Linked DNA regions of Homo sapiens: regions 2 and 3 are each linked to region 1. A link is a loop called in an ENCODE intact Hi-C map of the cell type or tissue named here. Cell type or tissue: ascending aorta. All regions are shown on one strand. Each heading gives the region's core, and the rest is flanking DNA. Links, peaks and the distances in the headings are about the cores only.

Evidence for each region. Peaks named below come from ENCODE experiments on the same cell type or tissue, not always from the same donor. Only the 100,000 strongest peaks of a DNase experiment are listed, where the experiment ranks them.
Region 2: a loop joins it to region 1, with 4 times the contacts of the local background. A loop is called at or near these places in 2 of 110 quality-filtered maps.
Region 3: a loop joins it to region 1, with 7 times the contacts of the local background. A loop is called at or near these places in 9 of 110 quality-filtered maps.

The regions. Positions count from the first base shown.
Region 1 is chr6:5,669,359-5,675,641 of GRCh38, forward strand. The region is part of intron 6 of FARS2 (phenylalanyl-tRNA synthetase 2, mitochondrial); the gene reads left to right. All of the region lies in intron 2 of LOC101927950 (a long non-coding RNA gene), which reads right to left. Among named protein-coding and RNA genes, the nearest start is that of FARS2-AS1, 210 kb to the left of the region's middle. RefSeq lists an enhancer at 3,384-4,380. In ascending aorta, for the core only: no CTCF peak of the experiment used is centred there; DNase peaks (open chromatin) are centred at 2,022, 2,961 and 3,403; H3K4me3 peaks cover 886 bases; H3K27ac peaks cover 1,548 bases.
Region 2 is chr6:5,902,708-5,908,990 of GRCh38, forward strand. The region is part of intron 1 of LOC107986516 (a long non-coding RNA gene); the gene reads left to right. Among named protein-coding and RNA genes, the nearest start is that of NRN1, 100 kb to the right of the region's middle. RefSeq lists an enhancer at 2,821-4,020. In ascending aorta, for the core only: no CTCF peak of the experiment used is centred there; a DNase peak (open chromatin) is centred at 3,194; H3K4me3 peaks cover 504 bases; H3K27ac peaks cover 1,027 bases.
Region 3 is chr6:5,761,387-5,767,669 of GRCh38, forward strand. All of the region lies in intron 6 of FARS2 (phenylalanyl-tRNA synthetase 2, mitochondrial), which reads left to right. Among named protein-coding and RNA genes, the nearest start is that of NRN1, 240 kb to the right of the region's middle. RefSeq lists an enhancer at 3,009-3,198. In ascending aorta, for the core only: a CTCF peak has its summit at 5,077 (motif pointing left); DNase peaks (open chromatin) are centred at 1,225, 2,215, 3,305 and 3,835; H3K4me3 peaks cover 1,630 bases; H3K27ac peaks cover 4,141 bases.

The DNA of each region.
Region 1 (6,283 bases), core at 903-5,902:
CACTCAGCCCACCTCCCCCCACCCCCCCGCTGCCTATAAAACCTTTTGTGGGAAATGTTTTAAAAATTAAGCACCAAGGGTTAGTGTGCCTCAAGATAAGGGTAAATTTGACCTTAAGGGTTTTGTAAGTGACCATTTTTCCTTCACTGTGGCTGGGGAGAGCCACCGTATACGTCAGCCCCCAGGGCTTGCTGTTGTGTTGCTCTTTTCCCTGATCTCAGTAGTCCTGTACTTGCTAATATTTTCGCTCATCATATTGCAGTGTATTAGGAGAGGGCTCTGATGCTGTTCTGTGGTATTATAGGCCCAAGTCAAGAGCTCCCAAATCCTGCCCTGCTAGTCATTTGGCCTCCTGATGGCAAACAGAGGTCCTGAGATTCGGAGAGTGAAGCGGAGTGGCTGCCGGCACCACCTTCTCACCTGCAAGAGCACCCAGAGCCTTGTCCGGAGTTGGGCTTATTGGAGGAGCTGGTGAAGGAGAAGAGGCTGAGTTGGCTTAAGCACCCCTTCTGCCTGCCTCTAACCCCACACCTTCAGATCCCTTTAGCTGCTTGCACAGCTCATGACCTATGAACGGGGGTGGGGAAGAAGTAGGCAGAATGGAGTCTGACATGAGAAAAGTGTCAATAACATCCCATTTCTTGTGTTGATTCTTGATTTCTGTTCATATTCAAACATTATTTTGTTGTATATTTTCTTTCGTAGGCCTCCTTAAAATTCTCGTAGAATGAGGCAAGATATAAACACTTACATAGAAGTTAACAGCAGTGTGTTAATGATATATGCAGCCAAGCATAGGCGCTTATGCCCAGAGTGCGCAAGTATACAGAGGACATTCAGTGGCCAAAGTTGGCTAGAGTTGCTTTGGTCCTTGATCAAGTCCTGTTTAGATTTCTCCACCCAAATAAGTTACATCAATACTGACTAGATAATACATATTCAACAGGCAGTACACCCCCTGATCATTGTGGATATCACAATTCAGGAAATCATTTACTTACTAAACATTTTTACTTACTAAACATTTACTTACTAAACTTTTGTGTCCCCTACTAAACTTTTAGCTTCTAGAGAGTAGAAACCATGTCCTGTTGTTCTTTATGCTTATAGTACTTGGCCCACAACTGATGCACAATGGATCACGAGGGGTGACTAGATAAATGAGAATTTTTTAATGGCAAGATGATTCAGAGCAAATGAAATGTAGAATATCATAATATTTTATAAGGAATGGCATTTTGGGCAAGTTATTACTTGTACGTACTTTTAGAAACAGTCTCTTCCTCTAACCAAATGCTTCTGAGTAGGATCCTGCTTTAATGGATAGAAAAACATGAGTTCTCATTAGTATGCACAGCACTGAAGCCCAGTTACATTTTTTTTTTAAATAAGCACACTTTTTAAGTGCTGCCATGCAGTGTCATCGCTCCAAAAGCTTATCACATTGTTCATTTTCTTAGCAGGCTCAGTTCTACTGATGGTGTAAAGTTTCAACCGGGGCTCTTCATAATTATTACGAATTCTTAAGACTGAAATCAGGTGGCTTTTTATTTTTAGTGTCCTTATTGTGCTCACTCAAGACTATATATTCAGCAGTGTGCAGTCTATGCCTGACTGTATAAAAGACTGGAATGTTCACACACTATAATGAATAATGAGTGTCAGTGAACTCATTACAGTAAATCCTTAGGTAATTACTTTCTGCCTTAGTTGGGGGACTTATGGTAGCATAAGCTAAAATTATTTCATCTCCAGACAAACCCTGAGGTGGCTGTTGGAGTTAAATATAATTCATTTGCAGCATGTTTATTATAGTTAAATTTAACTAATTTAGGGCCTGTTGCTGGCCAGAAGCTGAGGAGGAGGAAGTTGCAGTGTCCATGAGTACCTCAGAAAAATGAGGCTTCATGGCCGAGCTTTCAGAGCATGACGTAAGAGTTACTCCCACTCTGTCTCTGCTCTTCCTGTCCCCAGAGCTGGATGGGTTTGTTCATGAAAGTGATTGGCTAATGAGCTCTTCAGGCATAGGATTAATGTGGTGTAGCAAGAGGAAGTCTCAGCGTTGAGCTGGGGCTCTGCTCAGTTCTCTCCTCTGTTTCTGCCGGAACTTCCTGGTGTTACAGAAAGAACTATGGTGTTCAAGGTCACTGTTGTATGAATGGATTTATCAGCAGATGGTGAGGCTCCCCCTTCTCGTGCCCCATTTCCACTCAACACTGTCGGGCCAGTCTGGGCGTTATTTCTTCCTAAGCCTTCCAGCCTGGAAGACTTAGCTCTGGAAAAAATAGGAAAGGACTTACTCCAAGAACCAAGCACATGTTTACAGAGGATGGTTTAACCTTTAAAGATGTTGCCACTGAAGAGTTTTTAGATTAGATTTTGCCTCATGAGAGCTCTTCTGAGCTGGATGGCTTGCTCTACCAAAGATGTTACAGGGACACCCGCAGGAGAAATCGCATCAACGCGGGGAGGTGAGGCTTCTGAGCCATCGCTTGTGTCTAAGAACATAAGCCAAAAATCACTGTAGGGGGACTGTTCCCCAGAAGACAGGGACCTTGCCAGGAGAGGAAACACAATTCCGATCATCGTGAGGAACGTGCATTTGCGGAAGACATTGTCCTACTTTTCCACAAAAATACCATGTCTCCATTCTGGAAATATGTGCACTGTGCTAATTGCTCAAGAGAAGGTAGCAGTTGGAAAAAGTCCAGAGAAGGATGAGTAGATGAACACAGGAATCAGTCGGTAGCCGTGGGAACAGCAAAGCCCCTTCAGTGGGAAGGCAAGAGTAAAGAGAAGACAGCACTGAAGTCTGTGGAATCTAAAGCGGCTTTGGTGGGGTTTCCTCACCGACCCAAAGTGCAGAGCTAGCAGGGTAGGCACACCCACCCGTGCCTGTGGTGGCCCGCCCTAAGACTCTATCCAGGACAGCCACCTCAGCCTCACTATCCCCTGGCCACGTCCTGGCCGTTCAGTCCCACCGTGACGCAGCTTACAAGCTGCAGAACCGTCTGCCTCTCAAGCCAGTGTTCCTCCCACTGTACCACAGTTGCTTCCGTTGGGTCCAGACTCTTCTGAAAACTCCCCTTTTCAATTTTACTCAAACAGATTTTGGCCATGGAAATGGTTTGTGACTTTAACGGGCAAGCTGTGATATAAAAAGTAAACCATGGGTTACATAACTTCAGGGGCAGGTTAACTTTTCCAGAATTCTGGTCTCAAAGTAAAGATTTAGATTTAGTTGAGGCTATAAAAATTCAGGAAAAAATAATAAAGCATTTCTACACCTCCCTCCTTCCCCTTGCGAGCCCCCCTTAAAAATAGCATCTGAAGTTTCATTGTAGCTGAGTCACTGCTTGGTGCGATCTAGGGCTAGGCTGCAACTGGACCTGTCAGAATGAGGCCACAGTGATTCATGATGAAGCTAAGTTTGGTTGCCACTGACAACATGTGTTCCTCTCTGTTCTTTCCCTGGAGTTTGGAGACACTGTATTTTGCCTTTGGATTAGAAACGCCTTTGAGTGGTGAGAGTAATGGGATGAGATGGGCCACTGCAATTAAAGAGCCCTCTGGGCCCTCTTTCTGTGACACCCTAGCCATTTGTTAGGGGAAGGTAGGAGTAATTAACATAACCAAAGACCTTTGGGGCTGTGAAGGGAATTTATCTCCTCTGCCTTTGCAGTTTAGCATCAAGTCAGTCTACCAACCAAGAGCCCCCCAACACCTTTTCTGGGCCCCAAACTGTGCTTCCCATTGAGGAAAGGCAAATGATAGAATATGCGGTCCCTACCCTGAAGGAATTTGGGGAAGCACAAACCAATTAGAGAAGCACTGTCTACTTCCCACGTTGATTATAATCATGTATGTGTCAGTTTCCACGTTTGCGCCTGGAGGGCAGAAGCCACAGCTGGTTTTGCTGTGCATGGCACCTGTGTTCCTGGAGCTGAAGTGAATGGGTCCTGCCTCCAGCACCTGCTTCCCCACTTCTGCCATCAGAAAGACTCGTTCGGGAAAACATTCCTTCATTCCCTTCCTAGGGCACCACAGTTAATAAGGCCACAAATTTGGGCCTGTCCATCCTGGTGCAAGTATCTGAGGAAGCAAGAAGAGATCCGGGTTAGCAAGGATACGATTACAATGCTTTTATTTTTTTAATGGGACTTGGGCGGTGAGGAAATTCTATGTTCCCCGTCATTTATGCAGACTCCAGCTAAACGTATGCTAGTTGAACTCATGCCAGCTCTGTGGAAGTGAGGGACAGATACAAGAAACATGGGAACTTTCCAAGAAATGAAGCTTCTTTGCTGCCATGTCGATGATGCTTGTTTCTGAGAAACTCAAATGTATGGAAGTGTAGAGTAGAGCTTCCCAAACAGGGTGCCGTAGTTCACAGATTTGCACACAGGGGTGCCAGCATAATGATCTCTGCAGCTCTTGGCACACCTTGGTATGTCTGGAGTATGAGATGGACTTAACATATGAATATACATATAAATATATATAATGTATCTGTACATCTTAGGGACTAGACAAACAAGGTGTTAAATGTGTTCCTCTCTGGATGGTAGGTTTATGGAATCCTTTAATCATTTTACTTATTTGCTTATTTAAACTTCTGAATCTGTAACAATTTATTGTGTGTGTGGAAGAATTCTTTCAGCCCAACCAAATACTAGCCAAAATATTGAAGTGGAAGGTATCAGTGTTCGGTGATCCAGCCAAAGGTTTATGTATATGTTTTATTCAAACACTGTCTTAGAAACCATTTGCCCTGAGGATGTGTCCTCTATTTTGTCAGTTTAAAAAGGATTCTTTTCAGTTAGTGCATTCTCATTAAAAAAAAAAAAAAAAAAAAAGGAAAGAAAAAGAAACAGTAAAGCAGATGTCACATATCAGAGAAATTGCCACATCTTGATAGATTCACACCATTTATTTTCTTTGCCTGTAAGCCTAATACTGGCAACAGCCCAAACTGCCAACTTTCTTCATTTATTGACATTCTTAAAAAGTTAACTTCCTGTCGAGGATGTTTTTGACAGGGATATTAAGAGAAAGACTTGTTGGTCAGATGTAGGTTCCAGCTGGCCACACTGTAAAGGCCACTGGGAATCGGAACCTTGGCAGATCCATGCAGAGGTAATAGTTTGGAAGTTGGGAATTCTTATTTCCCGGCAACTGTAGACAAGGAGCAATGATTTGCTATTTGTATTTTATATCGTATTACATTTGCAAAATGTTTGTGGTCATTCAAATTTGTTTTTTTTCACAGTACTTCTGTGAATGCCTGATTTCTCTTTGCCTAGGCTCTCAGATTCTTGAGGGGGTGGATGGAGGTGTGATATTTGCCTTCTTCTCACATAGGAATGCCTATAACCTAAATGAGATCAATATCATTTCGTTCTTCTGGGAGCAGTACTATTTTTGCCAGTTACCAACATTATAAAATACTTCCATATTTGGAACTGTGGCATTTTGTACTTGGAGGGATTTTTTAAAGAAATTGCCTGGTCTAGTTCCTTCATTATACAAATGAAACCATTGAGACCGAACAGGCAAAGGGAAGTTCTCAGAGTCACAAGAAGTGGTCAGTGGCCAGGCTGAGGCCAGACTGTAGTTTCCTTTTTACTACTGGTCATACTCTGTGCTTTCTACCAATATTTCCCAATTACTATGGGGAATTAATAAAAAATGTTTTTTAATCTGCATTTTTTGGGGGAAAGATAAAAATACAGAGTTTGTCACAACATAGGTGGTCAATAAATATTTGGTGAAGAAGGTGTTTGATAAAGTTGCATATATTTACCTCTTGAGTCAATAAAAATGCGTTATATTTGCAGATAGACACACACACACACACACACACACACACACACACACACACGGTGCTATGTAGTAGCTGGTAACCACATGTGTGCTGTCAGTCCATACAGGGACTTGATTGTCATGTATCCCAGTCTTTGTGGCTCTGTTCAAAGGAAGAAGCTCTGGGGAGGAGTAACAGAGAATTTTAGGAGACAGAGAAAATAGACTTCTTTTCAATGGAAACTTATCAGAATTGTTGAAGTGAGAAAGCCATACACATCTCTATGTGTATTTTGGTATCAGTGTAGTATTGTCTGCAGTAACTCTTTGTTTAGTCATGAAATATGTTACTTGCCATTCCACATGTACCCAATACAGTGTTAAAAAGAGTCCTGTTCAGCTAGGATAAATCACAGAACAAGTATAGTAAGAACATCACCAAGTAATTATACAGTATGTCTTTGAGATTTGTGTCTCCAAG
Region 2 (6,283 bases), core at 638-5,637, 230 kb after region 1:
CATCCCTGAATCTACTGGAGACTCTTAGGTTGTTTACTTTTATCTTTATTGTTTGTCACTGTAAATGAGGCCAGGATGAACATCTTTGTACATTAAATCGTGTGTGTATAGCATCCTTCCCTTAATCAAGATGACCACAGCAAGAAATTTCACATCAAAGGGCACAAACACTGAGTTTCTATTATTATTAAAAAACAAGAGCTAATGGGAGACAGGGAGAGGGCAGGCCATATCAGTCTCTAAGGCCTCATGAATTTCTAAAAGACTTGTGTTCTCTGGTTGTCTTCCAGATGTGTGCAGATCTTAGGCATACCAATGCAGTCTTCAACTGAGCCAAGAAAGAGAAGGGACCCTATTATAGACACAAGCATTATTCTGGACCTTGCTTGCAATATTATTTCCCTATTCCCACCCACAAGCTACATTGTTGTATCATTTTTTTTTCCAAGATGGAGTTTCGCTCTTGTTGCCCAGGCTGGAGGGCAGTGGCGTGATCTTGGCTCACTGCAACCTCCGCCTCCTGGGTTCCAGCGATTCTGCTGTCTCAGCTTGCCAAGTGGCTGGGATTACAGGCACCTGCCACCATGTCTGGCCAATTTTTAAAATATTTTTAGTACAAACAGGGTTTCACCATGTTGGCCAGGGTGATTTCGAACTCCTGACCTCAAGTGATCCTCCTGCCTTGGCCTCCCAAAGTGCTAGGATTACAGGCGTGAGCCACCGTGCCTGGCCCATTGTTCCATCATTCAACAGCTTCTAAAATTTCACCAATTAAATAACTTCCCTGATTGGAATGGGAGAAAGTGAGCAGAAGACTTTACTGTATGTACATGTATATTTATATGTATACCAATGTCTATGTCTACGTGAATGTCTCCATCTCCAACTAGCCCATATCAATGAGTATATGTGTAACTGAAGAAGTAGGTGTTTTAGAATTTTTAAAGGGAGAGAGAGAGAGGGAAAGAGTGAGTGAGAGTGAGAGAGAGAGAGACAAGGAGGTCAACAGCGCCCAGGCCTGTTTTTTGCTTGACATCTTGATGATCATGCATCGAGGTCTGCTCTAAATTATAATTTTTAATCTCAGTGATGTTTCTCAGCTCTGAAAAGCATCAGAGGAGTTTCGATTTGTGCCATGGCTATGAAAAAACTGTCTCTGGAGAGTTGTCCACCTGTTAGTCCCAGTATTTATATATAAGGTATTCCTCTTGTTCTGAGATTCTAACAATGCTATACTTTATAAATCATGTTCCTCTTTCAAAGATCAAAAAATTAGAAATTCTCCTACCATACTTGCTTTTTATATTTTGACTTTTAATAATCTTCTCTAATATTGTTATTTGATTTCAAATTGAACACAGAATCAATTCGATTAAGCACAAGAAGTGTCTGATGAAAGATTAGGATTCACTGCTTTGGAACCACTCAATAATTTTCATCTTTGCCACAAATATGTTAAGTTTAGGAGGCCAATAACTAAATTTCCCACTTTCCACCAGCTTTAAGACAGAATGGGGTTCAAGTACAATGAAGTGGCCCCATGTGAAGCCTAAGGATAGCAACACTGCAGAAACTGAACTGGCAGAAGCACAGCACAGAACATCTCAGAGTGTTTGCTCACCAGCTGATGCTCAGCAATTCAAAACTCTGAGCCCAAGGATCCGTTTAGAGTGTTGATGTGTGTGTGTGTGTGTGTGTATTGAATGAAGTCAGAACACACTAGTCAGGGACAGAGAGCCACCTGATAAACTGATAACTGTGTCCAGGGTAGATTTGGGCTAAGCTTTTTGTAGTTATAAAAAAAACTAAGAGAGTCAGAAAATTATATAATATTTACTTATCTTTACTTTTCCCAAACCATATAGTTTTTTAGATAAGAAAAGTTCCTCTAGTAATACTCCATGTTTAAAGAAACACAAGCCCTAAGTGCAAATTAAATGCGCTTGTCACCCTGCTTAACTCTTCTAAAGGTCACTTAATAAATCATTGGCTATTCAGCACTCTCACTCACGGACAGCATCTACCCTGGGACATTTTCACACTCTTGCCCCTTCTGTTAATTTCTCAGAGAAAAGCTACTAATGATCTCCACACTAACCCTCTGAGAATTACCTGTCTTACTGCCTCCATACGGAGCCCTGCCTTGGTCCCCCAAGCCAAGGTCCAGTCCCAGTACACCCTTTCCCTGTTAAATGGCTCTCGTGGTTTCTGGAAAACAAAGGCACACATGTCTCTGTTGTTGCAACTAGCACCTGCCTCAGTTACTTCCTTGTGTGGGAACTTGCAAAGGCCATGCATTAGCTTTTATAAAGCATAGACTTTTCCTTCGTGTACTTCTGAGAATCACCAAGGAAAACAATTTCCCCTTTAAATAGGGTAATTTGGATCCCTTCAGGATCCACCTCAGGTGGTGTGGGCAGAGGGTCGCTGAAACTGCTCAAGAATTGTTCAACAATAGCCAAAGTGGGTCCGGTCAAATGGGTCTGCTACTAGCCTCCAAGCAGGGCTTCATGTCCCAGGCTGTTGTCTTGCACAGGTTTCTTTATGTTGCTACAGTGTTTGCACTTCACTGTAAGCCCCTAAGAGGAAAGGGTTCTGCTTAGCAGAGAATCCTGAGACATTCTTTGTGAAAGCTCTATGTGATACAGAAAGAATTCTCTTCTCTCTGTGTCATCGAGGGAAAGAGGCAAACTGTTGGTGAATGCCAATCATCACAAAAAAAGAAGGACTTCATTTGTAATGGTGAATGAAGGCGGACAAGATTCTGGCAAGAGGGAGTTCTCTGGAATATGTTGGTTATCAGATCCCTTGCTTCTTAAAAACACTATCCACGTCAGCCTCCCTGGTAGAAAATGGTGTGGCACGTTCTGTGGATTAGACCATTCAGCAGCCAGCCCCTCCTCCTCATGGACTGCTCTGCGCCGCAGCACTGGAAGGCTAAAATCTATGCCTCACATTCCCTGCTGCCAGGATTGGGAGGCGAATTAAGTCTTCCCAGTTAGATGCTGTATTATTTATCTATTGCTGAGTAACAAATTGCTCCAGAAGTCAGCAGCTCACTATAGTAAACATTTCTTCTCTCCCCTGGTTCTGTGGGTCAGCAGTCTGGGAGCAGCTTAACTGGGTGGTTCTGGCCCAGGGCCTCTCACGAGGCTGTAGTCAGCTGTCAGCTGGAGAAGCTGCCTCCACGCTTACTCACACGGTTGTTGGCAGGAGGCCTCAGTTCCTCACCACGTGGGCTTCTCCCCAGGGCCGCCTGAGTGTCCTCAAGACAAGGCAACCGGTTTCCCCCAGAACAAAAGACCTGGGAGAGAAACAGACTATGAGTCCCTTACTGAGATAGAAGTCACAGTGTCTTCTGAAACCCAGTCTTATAAGTGGCACACCCTCACTTCTGCTGTATTCTGTTGCTCACACAGACCATCCCTGGTACCATGTGGGAGGAGGCTACACAAGGGCGTGGACACCTGAAGGCAGGGACCGCTGGGGCCATCACAGACGGGCCTGTGAAGCATGTCCAGACTTGTCTTCATGGATCTGAAAGGCATTCTTGTGGCTGTGGTGACCAGCTCAGCTCTGTCTGGTCCTCGGCTTCCTAGTGGTGGGATCACTCGCTTCCCGATCTCTGCATCTCAGCTGTGGCTTCTTACTCTTGAGCTCAGCAGTTCCAAGGCCATCTCCTGGAGTCCTTCCTCCAGCCCTTCCAATGCATTACATTTTCTTTCCTTAAAAATAGCTGAAGTGGTTTCCTATTCCTGGAACTGGACCATGGCTGATACAGGCGGGTATCAGCCTGCCAAGGAATAACAGCAAACATTACCATGCAATATGTAAGTATGTTACATTCATTCATCAGATTTTACAGATGTGGAAACTGAGATGCTGGGAAATTAAGTGAACAGCCCAGGCTCACACAGGCAATGAAAACTACAGCTGGATTTCAGAGCCCACACTCTTAATGCTGCCACATTGGGGCCACTCAGAAGGTTGCATCTTATGTGGCTTTCCCTTATAAGGGAAAAGGGCTAAAAGGACTTTGGTGTCCGTTCAAAAGGCTGATGAGATCTTGGGTTTCTTCATAAAATCATTTTTTATTTTTATGAGACATCTGGCAGGTAATAATTTATTGTCAGGAATCTCAAACCCCAGGCAAAATACTGCACCAGGGTAACAGCCAAGGCCAGTAGGTGAAGGCCAGCAAGGCCAACCTCTCATTTCTCCTACTGACATCTGAGTAGGTGTCCCAACATCAGGGAACACATTTTAAATATTTTTTGAAAAATTTTACCCAAGACCCAATTTTGTTCAGACTTTACATTGACACAAATTACCCTTACTCTGCATTAAATATTACTATCATTTCTATAGAGTCATAGCAATCAAGTTCCAGTGAAACCCACTTGCTACCATAAAGACACATGCATGCATGTGTTCATCACAGGACTGTCCACAGTAGCAGAGACAAGAAATCAACCTAGATGCCCATCAGCAGAGGACTAGATAAAGAAAATGCGGTACACTGGCACCATGGAATAGTATCCAGCCACGAAAAAGCATGCAATCATATCCTTTGAAGCAAGATGGATGGAGCTGGAGGGCATGATTTTAAGGAAACTAATGCAGGGACAGAAAACCAAATACAACATGCTATCACTTACAAGTGGGAGCTAAACATTGAGAACGCATGGACATAAAGAAGGGAACAACAGACTCTGGAGCCTACTTGAGGGTGAAGAGTGGGAGGAGAATGAGGATAGAAAAACTACCTATCCGGTATTCCTATTGGGTATTATGCTGATTACCTGGGAGACAAAACCCCTGCAACATGCAGTTTACCCATGTAACAAACCTGCATGTGTATTCTTGAACCTAAAATAAAAGTTAGAAAGAAAAATATCCCACTTTCTTATGTATCTCCTATTATGGGAATCACAGGGCCTCTGGGTAATTCCTGAAATACAGGGCTTTACGTACGAATTTACACTCAACAAGTTTTTCTTGAGCATATACTATGCTCTGCACACTCAGCATAACAACCAGGGGTAAGGAAAGTCTCTGACACAACCCAAAGCAGGCCATAGGCTTTAAGTGCAGTGGCATTAGGACTTGGAGGTATGGGCAGATTGACCACTCGAAGAGCTCAGCTGTCACATCAAGGCTGAGGGCTGAAGGTCACTTCTCATGAATGGAATACTGGATGTATCATAGGGGAGAACACTGGATGCATTCCAGGAAACATTAATAGAAAAAAGAAGTCCTAACAGTGGCTTTTTTGTATAAGCAAAATCGAGTAGGTAATTAAGGCAGAAAAGAACTTGAAGATGATAACTATGATAATCAAACTGACCACTTGTTGAGCACTTGCTGCATACCAGGAATAAGTGGATTGCGGACATTCTCGAATCGAATACTCACTTCATGAAATGGGTTCTATTAGTATCCTCATCCTAAATATGGAGAAACAGAGGCTGAGCAGCTTAAGGTAGTACAGCTGATTGTTCAGGAAGCCAGAAACGAAATTTGGGTTGGTCAAACCCTAAAACCTATGTGCTTAATCCCCAAATACTGGGCTGGTTGGCCCAGATCACCCAAGAAAATTGTTCACACCAATTGATGCCATCCCTGTGTTTGTCTTGACCTCAACTGATAAATGCACCTGCTGTTATGCCCAGCCCCAGCCTCTGCTTTGAAGAGGTTGAGAAAACTGTGATTTCTTTTAGTACCGCACAGTAAACACTAGGTAGGAAAAGGATATGTTGGTAATTTTTCTTTAACCACTTAGCTCTTGCCATCATGTTGTAGTTTAATTAAGCTGGCCTCCTGCAGAATTGTTCAGCTGAGACCATTGGTGGGGACACAAATTGATCTTTTTGGTCTTGGGTTTTTCTGAGTTAATCTTATTCATGTCCATCCACAAGATGCTGTTTCCATTTGTATAGCTGAACTAAAAAAGAATAACTCCCTGCTCTATTCAGTGAGCAGTACAGAGATGCATGTGAATCTTCGAGGCAGATTCCTGGGTCTCATGCCAGTACTACTAAATCAAAATCTTTGGGAGAGTGGCCCAGTGATCTGCATTTAAGCAAGCATGTCCGCTGAGTCCCATGCCGCACAGTGAAACCCTGGGATAGGGTCAAAATGCCTCATCATACTTTAATCAGCTGAGGTCACTTGGAAGCACAGTCCTAGGTTCAAATCCTGCCTGTGCCACTTACAACCTTACGTAAGTCACGTACCCTCTCTTAGCTGCTATTTTCTTATCTATAGAATGGAATTAACAATA
Region 3 (6,283 bases), core at 429-5,428, 92 kb after region 1:
ATTGATCAAGCAGTTCGTATACCTGTTTGTGTCTCCTGCAATGTCCACCTCAGCACAGAACAAATAAATGCTGATCAATTGCTTGAGTTGGAAACGTAGCACTTCACCTGCCACAGATCTTCTGTTCTGTTACCTGACTCATCCACCAAAGTGTCGACACGATTGGGAGGCTGCCTTGTAACAGTACAGAGTTAAAGTTAGCTCTGTTGACTTTGGCTCTGCAGACTAAGCCAGAGAGAAAAATAAAATCTCTTCCAAATTTTCCACACAAACGAAAAGCACAGGGCTTTGGAAATATGTGCAAAATGAGACATTACTTCTTGTTAGAAATGTAAAAGGATGGCTCAGAAGATAATGGAATAGTTGAAAAGAATGTGTTAAATATGGCCAGACCCTGCCATAGCATTAAGAGTGGAGGATCTAAAAAAAAAAAAAAAAAAAAGAGGCATTTGTATACAATGCAAGGTATCTTCATTGCTAAGCTAATGAAATCATGAAGATGCTCCATCCAGGGAGGGCAGAAACCAATCACATGAGACTCATTGCAGCCCCCCTGCTGTGTGCACACCAGTGAGCTGTTGTCTGTTTTGTTTTGTTTTTCAATATAATGTGGGTTCCCAACTTGCATTTCTAGTAATAATCACTGGGCATCATGTGTTCAGGGTTCATCTATGTTGTAGCATGTATCATATCAGTGATCCATCTGTACAGACGAGGAAGTTGAGGCTCAGATAATTTGTCTAAGGTCATTCAGGTCTTTCTGTGTGGGCTGAAGTAGAGGTGGATAACCTTCAGCTGCCTGAATAATAATACCAACTGTTAACTGTTAGCATGAACAACACTTAACACTTTACCTATACATTTTTTTCATTCAATTCCTTCAAAAACTCTTGTTAGTTCATGATCTATATTTTAGAAGGAGAACCTGGACTAGAAATTAAGAACTAGCCCAAGACTCTGTAACTGAGAAGTGGTAAAGCTGGGCGAGTCTGCATCCCAAGTCTCTCCATAAGAGAGTCCATTAGATTTCCCCGGAGCAGTTATTGTCATATACACACGCATGCAAGGACCAAGGAGCTCGGCCACATCCCGCAGGAGGTGCTTGGCAGGAGACACTCACTGGGAAGTACCAGGAGAAGTCACAGGGAGTGATGGGAATAAAAACCTGGGGGTGTTTTGAAACATCCCTGAGGACTTGGCGAGTATTTGATGTTAAAAAGCATTTCTTGCCTGCAAAACACGTGTCTCTAAGGAACTCTTACGTTGCCGACGTGTGCTGGCTAGGAGCTGGGCCCGGCGGGGGAGGCCCTCTCTCTCTCTGCCTCTGGCCCTGCCTCCATCAAGGCCTGGATTGGAGTTGTCTTTCCCAAGGCAGTAACTGTCAGAGGAACCATCTGGACTGGTTTCTTGTGACTGACTCTGAGGAACAGAAATCCCTCTGGGAGGAAATCACAGGCACAGCAGCAGCAGGGAGCGGCAACACTGGTGTTCACTGGCTGGGAGCTGGGGGAGGCACCGCTCAGAATGGCCCCACAGGAGCGTCAGGCCCAGGACAGACCGTTGTGAGAACGAGGAGGAGAACCTCCTCTCCTCCTCTGGGGAGTGCGTGTATGGTATTTGCGAAATAACAAAGGGAATAGATGGAGGGGGCGAAGAAGTGTCCAGAGCATTGTTAACTGATGGAGCCCCATCATCTGCACGATGGCTTTCTCAGTGGGCCCTGCCACGCTGCACTTTGCCCTCATTAGGCCAGCGTGCTTCCCTCCGGCTCCCATCGCTCATATCATGGGCCCATCCTAGCCTTGCCCTTTCTTCCTGTGCAGGCTCTGGGAATGCTGGAGGATTGCTTGAGCCTAGGAGTTTGAGATTGGCCTGGGCAACATAGCGAGACCCTGTCTCTACATGAAATCAAAAAATTAACTAGATGTGGTGGTGCATGCCTGTGGTCCCAGCTTTTCAGGAGGCTGAGGTGGAAGGATTGCTTGAGCCCAGAAGGTCGAGGCTGCAGTGAGCCATCATTGTGCCACTGCCACTGCACTCCAGCCTGGGTGACAGAGCAAGACCATGTCTCAAATAAATAAATAAATAAAAGGATCTCTTCTGTCTTCTGAGGTGACTCCTAGGATTCTAGAGCCAGAAGGAGCCTCAGAGCACATTTATTCCACTCCTGTCACTGGGGGCAAAAATGAGGCCAGTAGAGGTTAAATGACTCGCCCAGATTCACACAGTCATCACAGGAGCTTGGGCTGGCACCCAGGCCTCCTGCCTCCAGGCCTGTGTCCTCTTCTTGCATTAAGCCCAGAGCAGTTCATTAGGAAAACCGTATAGAGTCATGAGACCCTAAGTCTCATGATCAGAATTTCATCTTCTCTTCCCTTTTGGTTTTTTTTTTTTTTTTTTAACATAGAGAAGGTAAAGGGGGAAAATGATTTACTTAGTTTCCAGACCACTTATTTAAATCCTGCCCAATCTGACTTCCACTCCTCACTTCACTGTTGCAGCCAAAGCTAACTAATGCATCCGTGCTCCAGGGGAAGGAATCTCTTCCCATCCTCAGTCCAAAGTCAGAGTCCAAACTCTGAGGAGGGTAAAAGAAACACAGGAAATACAAGTCCCTCACCCCCACAGCCTCATTACACTCTCCAATAAGCCACAGGAGTAAAGGAGGAAGATGGGGCGGATGCGTAGGTATGGAGCGCCTACTCTGGGTGGCTGGCTCTGTATTAACACTCTACACGCCCCCTCATTCAGTCCTCACAAACCCTGGAAAGCAAGTTTTGTTCGCCTCACTCTGCAGATGGAGTTATTGAGGCGAGAAGGGTGATGTAAGCTGCCCAGAGTCGCACAGCTAGCAAAGGGCAGAGCAGGAATTAGAACCAAGTTTCTCTAGCTGCAAAGTCTGGTTCTCCACTCCACCATGCCCATTCACTTCTATATTTTCAGGAGAGGCCATGGAACCTGTCCTCACTTCCTCCTCCTCCTCCTGCCTTACTGTGCCTCTTGCCCGAGTCCAGCCCTACCCACTAAAGCATTGCACGTATTGACCCTCGCAGCCATGCACAGTGCCTCTGACGTGGGCAGCTCCAGACTGAGCTTCTGCATCAGACAAGCAGGAGACAGATGAGGAGTGAGCCGGGGAAACCCAGTGTTTGTTACTCTGAAAATGGAAGCTGCCCCGTGACAGCATCTTCTCTCCCGTTGAGTAATCCCTGCATGAATAGATGGCAGCTGCAGTGACTGCTGGTCATATGTGATCTATTCTGGGAGGTGTTGAGCGCACCATCCAAGAACATGAAGTCGCTGCTCTGTCACAGATGGAGAAGCAGACTATTGTGGATGTTGCAGGAGCTGGGATTTGGCTGGATCCCCTGGAAAGGTTTTATTTTGAGTGCAGAGCCTGTTTGGTTGCCAGGGTAAACCAAGTGGTTGTATGATAGAGGAATTCCAACCCTCGCTAACACTCTGACCCCTTGTGCCAGCTTTCCAATAAGGCTTGAGAGTTCTTTAGAAAATCTCCTTCTTGGCACACTTTGAACTGGAGAGCAGTGACACTCTTGGCAGTGCTTTTGGTACTTGTTAGTTGTATCACTTAAGTTGATCGGGAAAAGAAAATAATCACTGGGGAGGGACCCCTTTTAAACATTTATAGTTTTGAGAATGCTTCACTGATCCAGCCCTGACTATACTCAGCACCTATACATCCTTGTCTTTGGTCTAGGGGCTCTGGTAGGAGGCGGCATTGAAATATGCCATCCCCTCCCTGCTGTTGCATTCTGCCGTCCAGCCCAGCTCTCCCATTGGCCCACACGGGGCTGCCCCTCTGGCCCTGGCTCTCGGCTTCCACACAAGCAGCTACTCTTGTACAGGATGGTAAAGTTAGGTGGCATTCACACTGGAGCAGGGACCAGGATCCAAGTGAAAGTAAGTTTCAGGAAAAGCTTGAGTCATGTTTCCAGTTTCAAGAGCCAGGCTGAATCTCTCAGAAGGGGAGCTGACGGGCGGCAGTGGGAGAGTGGAAGAGGTGGGCCCTGGGCACAGCATGTACTATGGCATCGCTCATCACCTGCCAATGGCAGGGAGCGTGGGCTGTCTTATATTCTGTTTGCCCCTCTCAAGAGGTAAGCTCCTAGCAGGCAGGATAACCTGAAGCCCTCTGGTGGGCCCTGTAGTGCCGCACTGTACTAGACAAACAGCGCGTGTCAGTGTTCTCGGGGAGGTGGGAGAAATTATGCACTGAAGAGCAAATCTCGGGAGAACATGAGGTTCCACGTGGGGTGCGGTGTGGCTGACTTCATCGCCAAGCAAGTACCAGCCCCTCCTGCTGTCATGGGCGTACTAGGGAACAGTCCTTTGCTCAGCCGGCTCCTGGGTTTCTGCAGGACCTCAGCAGGCTGCTAACTCCCGGATGTGAGCTGGTTGAGGGCAGATACTGGGTCCCCTTCATGTGCTTCTCTGTGTCCAACTCAGTGACTGAAACATGCTGTTTGTTGAATAACTAAAGGAATCTATGAATAAACTGGTGACAATGGAAGCCCCAGAGGTTCAAACATTCTAAGATGCCTATACCAAAATCTTTAAAAAAAATCAAACTCTATCCAGTGACCAACTCATTTTAGCCAATACCCCAATGCAATGAAATTGTAGCACCAAAAAAATTTTTTTAGAATCTCTCTTCAAACTCCTTATAATGGGATTTGACCTCTCAGACTTAGTAATGGGCAATCTGGTTTACTTTGCCTATGAGTAGAAGCTGTGAAGTACATAAAAGAGAACTTTTGTTTGCCTCTAAAACTCCAGGTAGTCAGTGCAGCCTGTTCTGTCCTTCGGGGCAGGCTTCTTGTCCTGATGAGTGTGCCTGCGTGAGTTGGGGGAGGACAGTAGCAACCTCGTGGTGCCCACCCCGGCCCCCATGCTCTTACCCTTCCTTTCTTACCCTTGCAGCCATCCCATTTTCCCAGCCAGCTGTCTGGCTTCCCAGACCACCTTTTAATGCCCCTATAAGCAGGAAAGACATTAAATCGTCTGTGCCCCAGGCACAGCCCACCCCACTCACAGTCATTCTTCCTGTCCAGCTGTGCCCTCTGTTGGTGGAAGGGCAGAGCCAGAGAGGAGCATGGGCTCATTCCATCTCATTTTTTAACAGAACAGTTAAAAGAAATTACTCTTCTCCATAACTTGCAAACCTTGTCACTTCTTAGAGGACATTGGGATTAAAGGAAGAGGGTGACAGTTAATAGCTGGGCTCTGAAACCAGATTTCCTAGTTTTTATTATTTTAATTGAGGAAAAATTGACATAACATTAACCATTTTTTAAAGTGTACAATTCAGTGGTATTTAGTATGAGAACAGTGTTGTGCAACCATCACCTCTATCTAGTTGTAAAATATGTCATTACCCCAAAGGAAAACCATATCCCTATGAAGCAGTCTCCCCTATGACCCCTGGTAACCATCAGTCTGCCTTCTATCTCTATAGATTCCCCTTTTCTGGATATCTTCTGTAAATGGAATTGTACAATATGTGTTCTATTGCATCTGGCTTTCTTCACTTCTGTTCTTGAGGTTCATCCACATTCCATCTAGTATCCATCCATGTATCAGTACTTCATTCCTTTTTATGGCTAAATAATATTCCATTGTGTGGATATACCACATTTTGTTAATCCATCCAAAAAAAATTTTTTTTTCAGACTGAGTCTCACTCTATTGCCCAGGCTGGAGTGCAGTGGGGCGATCTCCACTCACTGCAACCTCCACCTCCCAGATTCAAGCCATTCTTGTGCCTCAGCCTCCCAAGTAGCTGGAATTACAGGCGCCCTCCACCACACCTGGCTAATTTTTGTATTTTTAGTAGAGACGGGGTTTCACCATGTTGGCCAGGCTGGTCTCAAACTCCTGACCTCAAGTGATCCACCCGTCTTGGCCTCCCAAAGTGCTGGGATTACAGGCATGAGCCACCGCGCCCGGCCAATCCATCCAGATATTAGTGGACATTTTCATCTTTTGGCAATTGTGAATAATACTGCTATGAACATTCTTGGACAGGTTTTTGTTTCAACACATGCTATCAATTCTCTAGGATATATTCCTAGGAGTAGAATTGCTGGATTATATGGTAATTCTGTGTTTAACTTTTTGAGGAACCACCATACTGTGGTTTGTACTATTTTACATTCCCACCAGATTGCTTAGTTTTGAATCCAGCCCTGCCACTTACTTGTTAGCTGTGTGAGCATAGGTAAGTTACTTATGGTCTTTGTGCCTCAGTTTCCTCATCTGTATA